2 separate regions of the Homo sapiens genome follow, and region 2 is linked to region 1. The links are chromatin contacts, found by Hi-C or POLR2A ChIA-PET in ENCODE. All regions are on one chromosome and are shown on one strand. Each heading gives the region's core, a stretch centred on a gene start or an enhancer-like site at or near the end of the contact. The rest is flanking DNA. Distances are from core to core; before and after follow the strand shown.

What was found. A loop is a pair of places that touch in the nucleus more often than their neighbours do. ChIA-PET counts read pairs that join two places held with the same protein, here RNA polymerase II (POLR2A). Pooled maps may share reads with other maps.
Region 2: a loop to region 1 is called in a map of PC-3, with 4 times the contacts of the local background. The contact joins the promoter of ADGRG7 here to the enhancer-like site in region 1. A Hi-C loop is called at or near these places in 1 of 168 maps with a recorded cell type or tissue (PC-3), 1 of 37 single-sample maps with no recorded cell type and 4 of 50 pooled maps. POLR2A ChIA-PET finds 5 or more read pairs at or near these places in 1 of 52 experiments (A549).

The regions. Positions count from the first base shown.
Region 1 is chr3:100,895,131-100,903,082 of GRCh38, reverse strand. ABI3BP (ABI family member 3 binding protein) reads left to right here. Exons shown (of 68, transcript NM_001375547.2): 3 at 397-465; 4 at 4,189-4,321. Among named protein-coding and RNA genes, the nearest start is that of ABI3BP, 94 kb to the left of the region's middle. Within about 2 kb of position 3,507, at least 3 of the 41 ENCODE cell types and tissues checked have a DNase peak (open chromatin) inside an H3K27ac peak, as active enhancers do; they include PC-3, where a contact is called at or near this core.
Region 2 is chr3:100,606,271-100,614,222 of GRCh38, reverse strand. ADGRG7 (adhesion G protein-coupled receptor G7) reads right to left here and starts at 4,622. Exons shown (of 16, transcript NM_032787.3): 1 at 4,252-4,622. The coding sequence starts at 4,366.

The sequences.
Region 1 (7,952 bases), core at 2,258-4,757:
TGTGCAAGTAGAATTTTTCCTTCCCTGGAGCATCGGGATTGGCTCTCCTTGAGGCATGGGGTAACAGAATGGACATACTCTGATTTTTTAAAATATATATTTGCAGAGAAAAGAACTGATGAAGACAGCGTTTAAAATCTGTGTATAGTATGATTATTTTAAGACTTCTCCCTCACCCTTGCCCATTTGGTTTGGAAAATCTGGATTTAATTTTCATTTTAATGACTTAATAAACTTCTCAGGAAGTGTCAACTTTTCGGATTATTGGGTCCTCTCACTCCCTGGAGCTGCGGTTATGGAGGATGACTCAGGGAATGCTGAATCAGGGTAGGGGTGTGCTGCCTCCAATGCTGGTTCTCAAAGGGTTTTTCTGATAAATAATGTTATTGCTTCCAGATGCAGAGCCGAAATATCTGATAGTTGTGCGACCTGCTCCACCTCCAAGTCAAAAGAAGTCATGTTCAGGTATAGTCCTTTGCATTGAATTCTTTTTCTTTTATGAACTTTGAACCATGACTTTTCATCTCTTTTGGACCCCTGGAGACCAAATGCCTTGAGAAGCTTTAAGAATGTAGAGGAGGTGTCAGCCCTGGGTCCACAGTTTACCCTTTTGGAGAAGTAACACAGCCTGGTGGTAGAGACTGCTTGGGATTTTCTCCTGGTGCCACCACTTGCAAACTGCAGGGAATTACATAAGTTATTGAACCTCTCTACTCCTGGATTCTGCTGCATAATAGGGTTGTCCTTGAGGATTAAATGAGTTAAGGACAGTGCCTGGCCTGTAGTCAGTGCTCATTTGGGGTTAGCTCCTATTAGCCTGTTTCTATTTTACAGTGTGTGAACTCATGCTCACTATTGTGCCTTTCAGATGTTAAGGGCAAAATTTTATGTCTCACCTTTTCTTAAGGAGACTGTTTACATTTTAAAAGGATAATTCATGTATGTGTGTTAAATAGATCAGCATGTAGGTTTTATTTACTCCTTATCTCTCCCTTCTAACCTCTTCAATTCAATAAAGGAAGGATTTCTTCCATAAAATAAAAATAATAGCAACACTCATGTTTCCAGGTCTAGGAAGACTTGCAACAGGAAAGTGGATATATAAATAAGTAAGTAGAAACTTTCTACATAACTAAAGATTAAAATTCTATGTCGTCTAATTTCACTACCAAAACTTCTTCTCAGATCAAATAATATAGCTGACCATTGCTATAAGGAAGAAGCTGTGAATATGCTTTTTCTATCTGATGTTGCATCTTCCTAACTCTATATAGAGTTGATCACAAAATTTTGCTTTTCTTTTTTTTTTTTTTCTTTGAGACGGAGTCTTGCTCTGTGGCCCAGACTGGAGCGCAGTGGTGCAATCTCAGCTCACTGCAAGCTCCGCCTCCCAGGTTCACGCCATTCTCCTGCCTCAGCCTCTCGAGTAGCTGGGACTACAGGCGCCCACCACCAGGCCCGGCTAATTTTTTGTATTTTTTAGTAGAGACGGGGTTTCACCGTGTTAGCCAGGACAGTCTCGACCTCCTGACCTCATGATCCACCCCCACCTCGCTCTCCCAAAGTGCTGGGATTACAGGTGTGAGCCACTGCACCCAGCCTGCTTTTATTTTTCTAATGTGAATGATCTCCAAGTAATTATTGCCAAAGCATGTTCATCTTTTATGGTACACTGGATACCACACGATAAAAGGATCTTTTTGTTTGTTTGCTATATTTTTCTGGAGGAATAAAATGGGAGAAAGAACAGTCAGCTATTCAGTTATACTAAATAGCTTAAATCAGAAATTAGTTGCCACAATTCCCTCCCCTCTTTCTGCTGATTTCCACTTCTTTTAAGAGCAGCATTGAATGGTTAAGCATTTTGAAAAATACTAATTCTTTTTCCTGGCCTCATAGATCATCCCAAAGCAAAAGGGAAATTCCAATCGCTCCTTACAACTTGTTAGTGAGAGTTGTCCAGACAGTTTTCCACACACTTGAAAATAGATGTACTCTCAATATTTCAAGACTGTACTTCAAAAATATTGAGCCACAAACTCAAGAAACATCAGTGTGATTCCATGGAATCTGTTTTCAGATGAATACTCATTGAACTGTTTCTTGATAGAAATATGATCATAGTACAAATATACAAAATTATGTAAGGAATGTCAAGAGAATGATCATGCCTTAGCACTTTATAACTTCATTTTATTTTGAGGATTCTATGACACTAGCCTTAGAAATTATTGTTTACTTTATGACCAGCTCAGGAAATTGCTTCATCTTGCTCAGGATATAACATCCCACCTTTCTTTTTGGATAGCGGATATAATTTTGTTTTTGTTATCTGCATTTAGGAATAATGTAATGACTAAGGGATTAGCTTCCATTCATTCTATATTTGTATCTGCCACATAAATTTTAATTATTTAATTATTTTTATATTAAGATTCAACCTTAGTGAAATAGTTATTTGGTCATACAAATAATTGGGAGACCATTAGTTTCCCTTGGTCATACAAGCCTTAGGTTCCTTACATGAAAAATATGTCTTTCATCTCTAAATGGCATTATTTTTATACATAGAGAGCCAAGACAGTGATATCATAAAAATAAAACTAGATTGTGATTGAGGAGACCCAGGACTTGAGTTTTGACTTTGCTCTTAATGTGACTTTGGACAATCTTGAAACTTCTCTGTGCCTTATTTTTCATCTGCAAAGTGAATGAGATCGTTGCATCACGTTAGTGAAAATCAACTCAGGAATTGAAAAGGGAAGATCACAATCATCCCAGGGCTTGTTCAAACTATAAGTGTTCCCTGCCTTCACTGCAGATTCTAATCTGCCCTCATTGGAGCTCATACATGACAATTTAAATCACCATCATATAAGGCACAATTACAGCTGGGTCTGCAGAAGTTAGAGAAGAATAAACCCGTGTTTCCAACCATGTAAATGATAACTATCTTTGAAACTTATTTCAAACATCTTTAAAAGTCAACTATCCTATAATGAGGCAATTTGCCACCACTAGGTTAGGTGTATTCTGTGCTAAGAAGGGTTCTTGCTTGAATAACAACTTACAGAACTTAAATTTAACAAAAGGAACAAGCTTGACACAATTTTCAAGAGCATTTGATTCAGATGACCACCAATAGGCTCATGCAAGGGGCACTCTCCTACCTACCTTAATAGAGGTGGCAGGCCATTCTGCCATTTGGCTCCCACTTCATTAGACAGCACAAGTTCTTTCTAGAGCAAATACAACATTCATAGTCTCAAGAAATAAAAGAGGGAATTCAACAGCAATACAGAGTATGTATGTTTTATATTCTGTGTAGTTTTATTAGGCTTTCTATCGGATTTTTATCTTATTTACTCTAATTATTTTCAATGAGTCAGCATTGGTTTTCATGGTTGAGGTTCTTCCTGTTTTTCGCTGCCCTACTTCTGCAGTTTCAGATAATTTTGAAAGTGCAAGTGCCTGCTTCTGTGTACTTGAACACAATCTCCAGTGATTTATTAGCATAACTCTTGGCATTATTTAGATCCAGTTGGCACCATCAGAACAACTGTGCTTCCTGTGTTACCCCTACTCTTCCATCATTGTTAAAAAATGTGTTTGCCTTTTCCATTTAGATACTCATTGTAAAATATATACTTACTACAATAACATGAAGAGATTTTACACTTCTAAATAGGTTAAAAAAGATTATAACCTACAATCTAGATAATAAGGTTTATTTTCTTGTCTTAGATGTTATTTCACACTCATTCACAGTCCCGGGAAAAAAATAAACATACTTTCATTTTATCTGTAAAAGAAATTAAGTGTGTGTATGTGTGTTTGTTTATTTCACTCATCACAGCTAAGACCTCCATATCCTTCCCTGACCCACAAGAAAATAAAACTAGGTATAGCTGGATATTGTTAATATGTGTACATGTACAATATACATATACATGTGTATGCATATATGCATATGCACACATGCATAGACACAAATCTGAAAAAGGTATTTGATTCACATTTAAATTCCTGGGCAAAAATTAGTAATAATGTGGACTATAGAAAAGGAAAGGAACTTGATGTTTTCACATTTTGCATCATCTTGCCAAGTCATCTTTAATGCATTTTACCCGAATCATGGCAACTTACTAAATGTCTCCTGAATTATTAACCTCTATGCCACCTCCACAGGTAAAACTCGTTCTCGCAAACCTCTGCAGCTGGTGGTTGGCACTCTGACACCGAGCTCGGTCTTCCTGTCCTGGGGTTTCCTCATCAACCCACACCATGACTGGACATTGCCAAGTCACTGTCCCAATGACAGGTAATATTAGCATTTGCTTTTAATAGCATCTGTACATGCTTTAGAAGAATATGTAAGTATCAGGACTGTTAGCATTGACTTAACACCTCTTAGCTGTACAGCCTGTTCTAGGTGTGAGGGGAACAAAGTCAGGGGCCCTGCCCTTGAGAAGGTTATCTACCTGAATAGAAAACACATACATGTAATTTTTTTCAAAAATCATGAACTATTATACAAGGAAGTATGAGTCAAATAGCAAATGGGTGGTATCAGTAATAAGTGCAATTAGAAACTCAGAAGGCGGGGCCAAAGGCAGTTAGGAAAGACAATTAAAAGTTGGAAAGTTGATTGGAAAAGGATGGATCTTTGATCTCACAATTGAAGCTCTTAAATCATACTTCTCAAAGTGTGGTTCCCAAAGCAAGCAGTATCAGCATGTCTTGAACTTGTCAAAAGGTAAATTCTCAGGTCCCCCTCAGACTCACTGAGTTAGAAACTCTCAAGGTGGGGCCCAGCCATTTGTGTTTTCACAAGCCTTCCAGGTGGTTTTGATGCCCACTGAAGTTTGAGAATCACTGGCTTAGAAAACTGAGGAGAGACACACAGGCAGAGATATAAGCAGAGGAAAAGCAAGTTGGAAATGAAGCTACCATTTTCTTTGGAAGAACAAATGGGAAAAATCTAAGTATATTTTTAAACTACTGCTATTTATCCATCCAACCATTTGATGCATGTATTTAGATGCATTGGATGGATATGTACTAGGCCCTGTGCTACATGCTGAACCATACTTCTAGGTTGGTTATAAAATGATGTTTGCTTATAAATATTTACTATATTAGCTTCAAAACTCAGAAACTTGCATCTAGAAAAGCATTCAAAATTTTCAAGCTTCAATCAAGGCATTTTATTTTTAAAGTTTTCTATTTTAAATACATTCAAAGTGATTTTTACATTTCAGAAGTTTTCTTATTCCTTTTTGAATAAAAAACATTTATTGAGGTATAATTTAAACACAGTAAAATGCATAAATATTAGTGTACAGTTTGAGTTATGACAAATGCCTATAACCATGTATCCAATACCCATCAGGAAACAGAAAAATTTTATCACTCTAGAAAGTACTTTCCTCCAGAAACAACCATTGATTTGATTTCTATCACCATAGATTAGTTTTGCCTACTCTAGAATTCCATATAAATGGAGTCATATAGTATGGGTTTTCTGACTGTCTTCTTTCGCTGAGCATTGAGATTCATTCATGACATTGCGGATATCAATAATTCATTCTTTTTTGTACTCCTGAGTGATAGTCTATTATGTGAATATTCAAAAGTTTATTCTCTTGCTAATGAGCACCTGAATTATGTTGTTTTTTTTTATGTATATGAATACAGACTGTATAAACATTTTCGCATAAAATTTTGGTGGACATTTTAATTTCTCTTAAACATAAGTGGAATTTCTGAGTTATAGGAAGATGTATATTACGTATATTTGATTATTTTTTGCCTAATTTTTCCATCTACATTCCCACAAGCAATGTAGGAGAGCTCTGATTGCTCCACATTCTAAAGCAGCATTTTGTGTTGTCAGCATCTTTCATTTTAGCCATTCTAGTGTAGTAGTTTTTCATTACAGTTTTGATATGTATTTCCCTTACACTAAGGCTATTGCATACTTCTTAATGTGCTTTTTGGCCATGTTTATGTTTTTTGTAGTGTTTTATTTATTTTTATTTGTCCAAATCAAACTAAAATGAAGGAATTTTTAAAGTGTTTATAAGTTCTCAAAATCACCTTTCATCTGACGTTGGGAAATCTAGACTCAAGAAAAAAATCAAATTTCCCTTCATATGCCCATGGTTCTCAAGGGATGAATACTTGGAAAAACATGTAGAAGATATTTCCAAAACCCAATTTTTTGAAAAATAATTTTGAAATGCTTCAAAGAATCTGAAATACTTTTTATTTCACCCACCACTAATCCCATGACTTATTTTGTTTGGAAAATGGACTCAAAAGAACATGCCTCCTTGTGATAATTCCGGTTCCTAATGGATTGGTCTGGGGTACTAATGCTGAGAAAATAAACACTTATGGATTGCTCTTTTTCTTTTTAAAAATTATCTTGATAAAGTTATGGAGAGAGAAAGGGAGAAGAGAGGAAGGAAGAAAGGAAATTTTGTAGTCTTACAGCAAAATGCAACCCAATTTTAAGGGTTACTCAACTTGCTTGATGAATCTGTAGGACTACTTGTTTCAATAGGTTTAGTAACCTGGCAAACTTGTGTAGCATAATTTGGAGTAATTTCTTCCTCCCGCTCTCAAGCCTCTCCTCCAATTTCACTTTGTCCTACTGACACTTCTGTAAAAGAATCTATCTGATGACCGATTCTAATTGATAGATGTTGCCATGGTTTGACAGCACCCGGAGATAATGAATATAGAGAAAGTTAGGACAGATGACCTAATGGAGCTAGGATTCTAACCCAGGCTGTTGACTCTAAGGCCCAAGCTATTCAGACCATGCATGGATCTCACCCTCACCCTCACCCCCTTGCACACGCACCCTGGCTCTACTCTTATCAAATAGATGGAATTAGGCACATCACATCACAATATTCAAAATCGATAATTTCATTTTGAATAAAGTCTTTTGAAAGATACAATAATGACAAGCAAGATATTCTTGACCAAAGTAGGGAACCATTAGGACATGAGTTGAAGGGAAGAATTAAACAGTAATGACTAAAAAGGAGTATTTGGAGTACTAGTAAATTTCATTTCCCCATGCTTCCTTTCTCCCTAATTAGCATAGTTAATAAACCGACATTTAAAGTCTTTGTGATGTTTGAGGAAAAAAATAATAGCCCCGATTTAAAAGCCTGGAAATACTGTACATATTAGAAGCATCCAAATAAATCTGCCAGAACTACAAATTAGTGTAATTAGAAGCAGACTAGACTTGGAGAAATCTACCCTCATATGTTCATGCATAATTTTTTTATAATTTAGACTAATCCAGTAGGTTAGCATAAGCAATAATAGCTAAAAATGATGGTTATATTCTGAAAATTGGAAGATTAATACAGCTAAAGTTTTACTTCAGGAGTATCTTTTTACAAAACCATTGCAATCTGAATGCACTTGGCTTGCTACAGGAACACCAATTGGTATCATTTTAATTCATTGATATTTGGTTCCCTCTGTACAGTCTCTGATTTTTTAAAAAAATGATTTACATTGGTTTGTGTAGCCTCATTTATCCTGTGCAAATAACAGTGAAATTTGTTTTTATATTTTGACTATGGACTTTGTATATCAAAGCTCTTAGGTAGTAAGTTTCCAGTTAGAAAACCCTCATTGTTTTTGTTTTGTTTTTAGCTTGGAAGTATCAATGAAATATCACTTTATCCTTTGTGGCGCATGTTTCTGTACCTATTTGCATAGGGTCTTTATGGGTCTCCCATGCTTTAAGATTCCTTTCTAAGTTCACATCGGAGAGCAGATGTGCTTCATTTACAGTTTTTATTCTTAATGGGCTTTGAATGGAAGAGTGTACCCATTTGTCTTCAATAGAGCCTCAATTTGAAAGAAAGCTTTCAAATTGGCCCTGATGAAGAGTCAACTGTTTTTAACCCAAATTTATT
Region 2 (7,952 bases), core at 3,373-5,872, 290 kb after region 1:
TGGATTGGTAATTTGAGTCTCAATCCAAAGGTCCAATCTAGGTCAATGGTATCTATTCAAGGTATAAACCAGGGAGTGGAGAAAACTATGCTCTGCACTGAATTATCTAAAAATACCTAGAGGATAGCAGCCAACAATTATTAAGTACTTACAACGTCCTAGACATCATCTTAAATTTTTAATATATTGACTCATTTAAGCCTCATGGGTTTACTACTATGCACATAATAAGCAGGAAAACTGAGACTCAAAAATGTTGAATAATTTGCTCAAAGTTAATAATTTGCTCAAAGCTAGTGAGGGGCATTATTGGGATCTAAACTCAGGTAGTTTGGCCCCAGAGTTTTCTTTCCCCTACTCTTGTACATTTTTCCCCTATACTCTCAAGTGTCCATTTTAACCACTATATTCCATGTTAGATCGTCAACGTTTGTGTCATCAAAGAACAGCAAGTATCCAGAATTTCGAGTAAAAATATCTAATACCTTGAAATCCAGGAATAATCCACTAAGCCAAGATTCTAGCCCCTTAGTTCAAGAAAGTAACTTTTAAAATGGAATCAACACTTTAAACATCACTGATTCTGATATTAAAATAATCCATGCCCCTCAGCCAATTACATAGCCAAACTGGAATAAATTTATTTTAAAAATCCCTTCCCTTTAATAGACTTTTTTTTTTTTTAATTTAGGGGGTGGTTATGTGAGGAAGCAAGAAGGAAGACTGGTTAAGGAGCAGAAGAAAGATTTACAACACCAGGATTAAGACAAAAGAACACTATAGCTGCCTAAAACCAACTTTCTCTCTCCAGAAAACTCTACTCTGGACTTTTTTTATTTTTTAAACCCCCAAATGCAAATATACTCCAGGAACAGTCACATGAGTTAGATTTATTGAGTTTGCCTCTGAAAGAAGTACTGTAAATGAGTGAAATTAAAGCCAAGTATCTATGGTCAGATTATTTTTTGACAAACAATAAACTCTCATTGACCTTTCATAACAACCTGTATTTTCCACAGTGTAAGAATTATCAGGCCAGGTGCGGTGGCTCACGCCTGTAATCCCAGCACTTTGGGAGGCCGAGGCGGGCAGATCACTTAAGGTCAGGAGTTCAAGACCAGCTTGGTCAGCATGGTGAAACCACATCTCTACTAAAAATACACAAAATAGCCAGGCGTGGTGGTGAGTGCCTGTAGTCCCAGCTACTCGGGAGGCTGAGGCAGGAGAATCGCTTGAACTCAGGAGGCAGAGGTTGCAGTGAGCCGAGATCATGCCACCACAGTCCAGCCTGGAGACAGAATGAGACTCCTTCTCAAAACAAAAATAAAACAACATCAACAAAAATTATCAATGCTATGAAGTCAGACCTTGGGGTTTGGGAATATTTCAACGTCCTGAAATCTCTTGCAGGACTGAAGAACAGGTGTATCCTGTGATAGAGAATGAAGGTTAGAATATCTGGAGATAAGCGGGGATAAAGAAAAAAACAGTCCTGGTGGCAAAGAGCAGGAAATTCTACGAACCAGAAGAGGTGTAGAATATGGTCAAGTAAGGCACTACTCATGTGTTTTGAGGTTCAGATACTCTCCCTTTGGGAGGAGTTAAAGAAAACATTTTCTACCATTATGATTGTGGACATCTGTCTATGATTATATCAGGCTTAGCACAAGTTGGAAAATGCCAATGGGAAGAAATATAATAAAGCTTAATTATGTTTTCATTTTACTTTCATCATCAAGAGTGAAGGGGCCCAAAAGCTATACTGCTTCTTGTGTTTTTCTATGAAGAATGCCCAATGTGAAAAGGCTGGAGTTCTGGCAAAACTGAGATTTTCTCTAAGTTTTTAGCATAGTACCTAGAACATAGTAAGAATTTTTAAAACTATAGGTATTATAATAATTAAATACATAAATAGCATAAATATTGTTGTACATCAGTGTTTACTGCCAAATCAGAGTAACTTCTTACTGAAATTTACTCAGAGCAGAATTTGAAATTTTTTTTTATTTTTCACAATGAGGCCATTACTTTTCCAAGAAAAATAAAAGTGAAAGAGACTTAATTTATATGTTCTTTTAATTTATATATATGTTACTCCAGCCTGGAGTGATTCTTCAAAATAAATTTTGAATGCAATAAAATTAATTTATGCAAAATTTTGTGTGTTTATATATATTTTCCCTACTAAGACATTTATAGCTTTCATCAGTTTCTCAGAGATATGTGTGACCTCTCTCCCCCTTAAAAAAATGTAAAAACAATTTATGTCTATACCTGAATAAAGGAACCCAAGCAAGAATATTCAACAATTACATAGGATGGGATGGGATAGGATAAAAAGAAGTGGAGTAGAGTGGAGTGGAGTGAAGTGAAAAGAAACAGAATTTACCAACTCAAATGCACTCTCAATAAAATGTACAAGGCAAAATAGTAACAGCAAATGGTGCCAGTCTTTCACTCTTTTTCTTTAAATGACAGTGAGAACCCTCTCCTTTTCCATCGGGTTTACCCCAAAGCTAAGAGATGACCCTTATATAAACAGCCAATTGAAATATGCTTCTCAGAACAAGAGAAAAGTTTTTCTTTTTGAGGAGCTGGTATGCCTCTATTGTTAGACATGGGATCTTTATTACTTATTATGCCTCCTTTTGGATCTTAGTACTCAGAAAGTTCGGGAATATATTTTGTATTTATTTTCAGCAACTCCCCCCAAGCCTTGAACTTTCAGGTTTTCTGTCCCCCATCCTGCACTCTTTCTCATGTTGTTTTTGTACTTTGGTCCTTGTTTTTAATGGTTTTGCTATAACTGTGTCCTTTATAAGTCATCATAAATTTCCCTTTAAAAATAGATGTCGCTTACATAAAGGAAAAAAGGAACGGGGGGAAGGAAGGGAGGAAGGAAGGAAGGAAGGAAAGAAGAAAGGAAGGAAGGAAGGAAGGAAGGAAGGAAGGAAGGAAGGAAGGAAGGAAGGAAGGAAAAACAAACAAACAAAACTTTGTGAAGTATGTCCTTTAAATGAGGTCTTATAAATTTGGCAGCCTTAATGGGGTAAAATCCATAGTTCATAATTTTTTAACCTGAATGAAACTATTTTACAACCTTAAACAAACAAAAACACATTTGCTCCAAGTTTAAATTTTACTATTTTTGTTCTGGTAAATTTTCTCATTCTAGTTCTCTAAATACTATCGATACAGTATTCTCTAAATACTGGTTAGGGCGGTGGGGTAGGGGGAGGACAAATCCATCCCCAGCTACCACTCCATCAGCAGCCAGTATGTCAGATCCCTCTGTTGGTCTTCAACACTGGATCTTTGCAGCCATGCTCCATGCTCCTGCTAGCTCCCCAACCTTCTGTCCTCCCCAGTTACCTGCTCAGAGGGCATACTGCCTCTCCTGCTGCCTTTCCCGATCGGCATTATTTACCCTTATTTATTGTTTCATTAGAAGCTTTCTCTGATTTTCACGAAAGGGAGTATGTAGCCCATCCAACATTGAATTCCTTTACGGAGAAGCTCTACAGCCCAAGGGATCCAGCATTAGGATCATTGAAATTTCGCGTTCTGAGTTCCAGCGGGCTTTTCTTTAACATCATTGTTTTACTCACTACTTCCCCTCCCACGTCCTCCTTTTCCAGGCCAGCTCTGGCACACAGCGGGGGACTAACAAATGTTCGTTGAATAATCAGGAAAGTCATTTAAAAATGGTTTTTAAATTTTTGATTAGTTTCCTACATCTGGAAAGTGGGAAATTTGTATGCAAACCATGAGATCATTTCACTTAAACCTTAGTGATGAGTTTCTTTAACTTCTCTCTTAAAATGAAATTCCATTCTGTGTATGTTTGATTGTATGTGTGTTATGCATGTGTGTGTATGTGTTTGATGCATGTGTGTGTCCTTGTTCATAACGATTTACCCTTTCCTGAATTTAGCCAAACAGACCTAAATGTGTGTTACTAATCGTTTTAATTATTACTCTTCTACCAATTCAGTCTGGAGTTAAAAGAGCATAAAGAGGCCAATTCAATTATGTCACTCTTCCCCCTGCCCACTCACACCCACACCTATTCATTTCTATTCAACCATCTGCTAGGCTTAACTGACTTGGTCTTTTATATCCCATAAATGGCACCTTGGTGGAATGCCTCAGACTGGACAAGGTACCTCCCAGTACTTGTGCACCAGGTGGCAGGGACAGAGGTCCCATACCTTCTCTTACTCTGAGTTAAACATAGCAGGACAACATTACCTCTTTGGATCCTGATCACAATCCTCCAGATGCCCAGTCCCAAAATGATGCCAGTCAGTAGTCCACACACGACAGCCACCAGCACCCTAAGGTTCCAGGCACGGCAGGAAGCCATGGTGAAGCCAAACCACAAATCCACTCCTGGGTGAGAAATAACTAGCTTCTTTTCTTCTTGAGCTAAAAAGTTTAATCGGAAACTATTCTAAAACAGAAAAACAAGTCCTCCCCTCAGTGATCTGTCAGATGGATGTCTTTGTATTTTAGGACTTTTGAGGCTAATCCAGTAGGATGCAGTTTGAATCTCCTAATAAAAGGTGCATACTCTGCTTTCAATTTCCTCATCCTTCACTCAAGGAGAACATGAAAAAAGTGATTAGAGTTATGGGAATAGGGAGATAACTCAGGGCAATAAAGAAGAAGGGGAGGGACTAGCCACAAGGGTCAAAGAGTGAATGCCCAGACAAGCCACAGAGTGAAGGAAGGGAACAAAATAGAAGAAACCAAAGAGGAAATCACAAAGGCAGTGGTTGCCAGTAGTCACCTATGGCTCGGCTTCCTGTATTTTTGTCTTGGGAGGGTACAGCAGAGATAGACTGGCAGGTGCTTCAGACCACACAAAACACTCTCTCGGGGAAATGAACTAGGTTGTCAATAAGAGGATAAATGGCAATCACCACACATGGTTTTTAGCGCTTGCATTTCTTTAAGGAGCCTACATTTTGACAGATGCAGTTGGTGAGTGTGCATACTGGCACAGGCTGGGTCTTGACAAGCACTAAAGCCCAGCATGATAACCCACCTGCTATGGGCTGAATTGTGTCCCCTCCAACATTCATATGTTGGAGTCCTAACCTTCGGTACCTCAGAATGAGGCCTCACATGGAGATGTGGTTACTGCAGAGGTGATCGAGTTAAAACGAGTTTGTTAGGGTGGTCACTAATCAATATGGCTGGTGTCCTCATAAGAAGAAGAAATCTGAACACAGACATGAATACAGAAAGATGATCTGAAGAGACAGAGAGAGAAGACGGCCATCTACAAGAGAGAGTCCTCAGAAGGAACTGGCTCTGCTGACACCTTGACTTGACTTCTAGCCACCCAAACTGTAAGACAACAAATTTATGTTGTTTAAGCCACCCAGTTTGTGGTACTTTATTAGAGCAGCCCTGGGAAACTAATACATCATCAGAGTAACTACAAACTGGTGTCTCTCTATAGATGCAGCTCTGACCCTCTCCTGCCCAGGCTCCCATGTTCTCCTTCCCTACCCTCTACCCTTACAGGGAAGAACAGATACATGAACATTCACCTCCTCAATCACAGTTTTGTTTTGGTAGAGAGAACAGATGCTCTGGTCTTCTCTGGACACTCCCTTGCTTCATCAAATCCATATTAAATGCCTTTAATGTGTTTGAATTGGTACAAGACATGAACAGGGTCCTCAAAGAACTCATAATTTCTCAGGGGTGAGATACCTAGATATAGCCACCTATAAGGCAAGTCATAACTGCTAAAATAAAAGATCATCATATTTAATTATTATGGAGTGCAGGTGCTCCTTGACTTACAATAAGATTACATCCCAATAAATCCACCTTAAGTTAAAAAATATCTTAAGTCAAAACGCATTAAATATACACCTAACCTGCTGAACATCCTTGCTTAGGCTAGCCTACCTTAAATGTGCCCAAAACACATACAATAGCATAAAATTGGGCAAAATCATCTATCACAAAGCCTATTTTATAATAAAGTGGCGAATATCCCATGTGATATATTGAATACTGTAGTGAAAGTGAAAAACAGAATGGTTGTATGGGTACCCCAAACATGGTTTCTACTGAATGCATATTGCTTTTGCACCATGGTGAAGTTGAAAAATCAGAAGTGAAAAAAACCATCATAAATTGGAAACCTATGTACTAGCCCGTTACTACCTACATACCAGCCCATTAATTCCTTCAGGAAGTATTCAGCAAGGCTTTACCAAAAAAGGCTTTACACTTAAACTGACCTTTAGTTAACCCCCAAACACTATGGGGGTTTCCAATTCTCTGTGACATTCACTTTATAAATGTTTTGCTATAAACATAAGGCCCTAACTTTACCCCTCCCAAGAATTTCAGAAAAACAAATTGAGGTAGCACAAAATGGAAGAACTTAGAAGTACTGCTGCAGAAGTACAACACAAATGAATGCAAACCCATTACCTCATTTACTGGGAATAGATCTTTAAAAATCTGTTTCTGATATGTCTGCATACACATGCACAGAAAATGTCTGGAAAGGTACATGAAAAAGTTCCTCTTGGGAATCTGAGGAATCTGAGGTAGGAGAGAGTTTTAAAATTTTATATCCCTTTTATAGTTTGAAGTTTTAGCCTTGTGTATTCTTTCTATTATTATAAATAAATATATATAACTTTTTCAATAATAAAACAATGGTTTTCAATAAATAATAAATAAATCTAAGAAAAGGAATTAACACCTATCATATGTGTAGTGTATACCAAGGATGGTGCTTTATACTTTACACATGTTTATCTCATTCACTCTGTGTAAAAGCCCCAGGTAACATAATGTGTTTGCCCTTTGCATGAATGAGGAAATGAGACTGAAACTGGTATTATTCTACACAGGAGCTTTATGGTTAAGTACCTTTGGATGAAGCCAGGTAACACAAAGTTAAACAGTTTTCTCCACTCTAGCATTTCTTAGAGCATTCACAATGTTCATGTCCATTGTGAACTGCTAGAGAAGACATGTATGCAAGTATGTTCTCAATGTTATTTGAACTCAGAATCCTCTTCTCAAGAAGGATCTCTCAGAGACAGGGTTCTTCAACACATGCTTTAGAAACACTGCCCTGTGTGGTCATCTGCAGAATGGTCTTAGTTGAACAGTGTGACTGAAGGAAGGGATCCTGGGTCTCAAGTTTGCCATCTGGTGATGGTGTTTTTCTCTTGTAGGGTTCTGAATCTTTTGAAGGGATTATAGTCTAATGACTAGAAAACTAATTTTGATGGTGATCACACATCCTCTCTTCCACAGTTGGTGGAAGTCCTGGAGTCCTGGGATGCTGTAATGACTGCTGCTTTATAGGGCTTCCATGTCCTTAGCCACATGACAAGGTTTATAAGGCTTGCCATCTATCCAGCTAGAAACTCCAGAAATTCATGGAATTGAAGAAATTCCTAGGCACAGAAATTAAGATGTTGACATTTATGTAAGGGCATTAATTACTACTGATAAGAGACAAATGTGTAAAGGGTCACCAGTATTTACACATACATACAATACACACATACCAAGATGACAAAGAAGAAAAGGAAAAGAGTTAAACAGGAAATAATTCATTTATTCTTTCATTCTACTCAATGCAGACATTGTGCTAGGCACTGGGGATAAAGTAGTGAACAAAAGACAAGATCCGTGTCTTCACCCAACTTACACTCAGGGAGAACTGGATTTGTACCGATGCTGCCACTAATTTGCTGTGTGACTCTGGGCAAACCGTGGGGCTTCCATTTCTTTATATTTTAAACAATCCAGTTGAGGCCTTCCCTTCCTGAACATTTCAGTTCTAAAGTCATTAGCTGAGGAAGAACAAGGCAGGTGTCTGTGGTAGGGGTAGAGTGGGGCAGTGGCCCAGAGTAGGTGTCAGAGCCCCAGTGCGGTAAAGAAAGCATTGATAGGCCAGG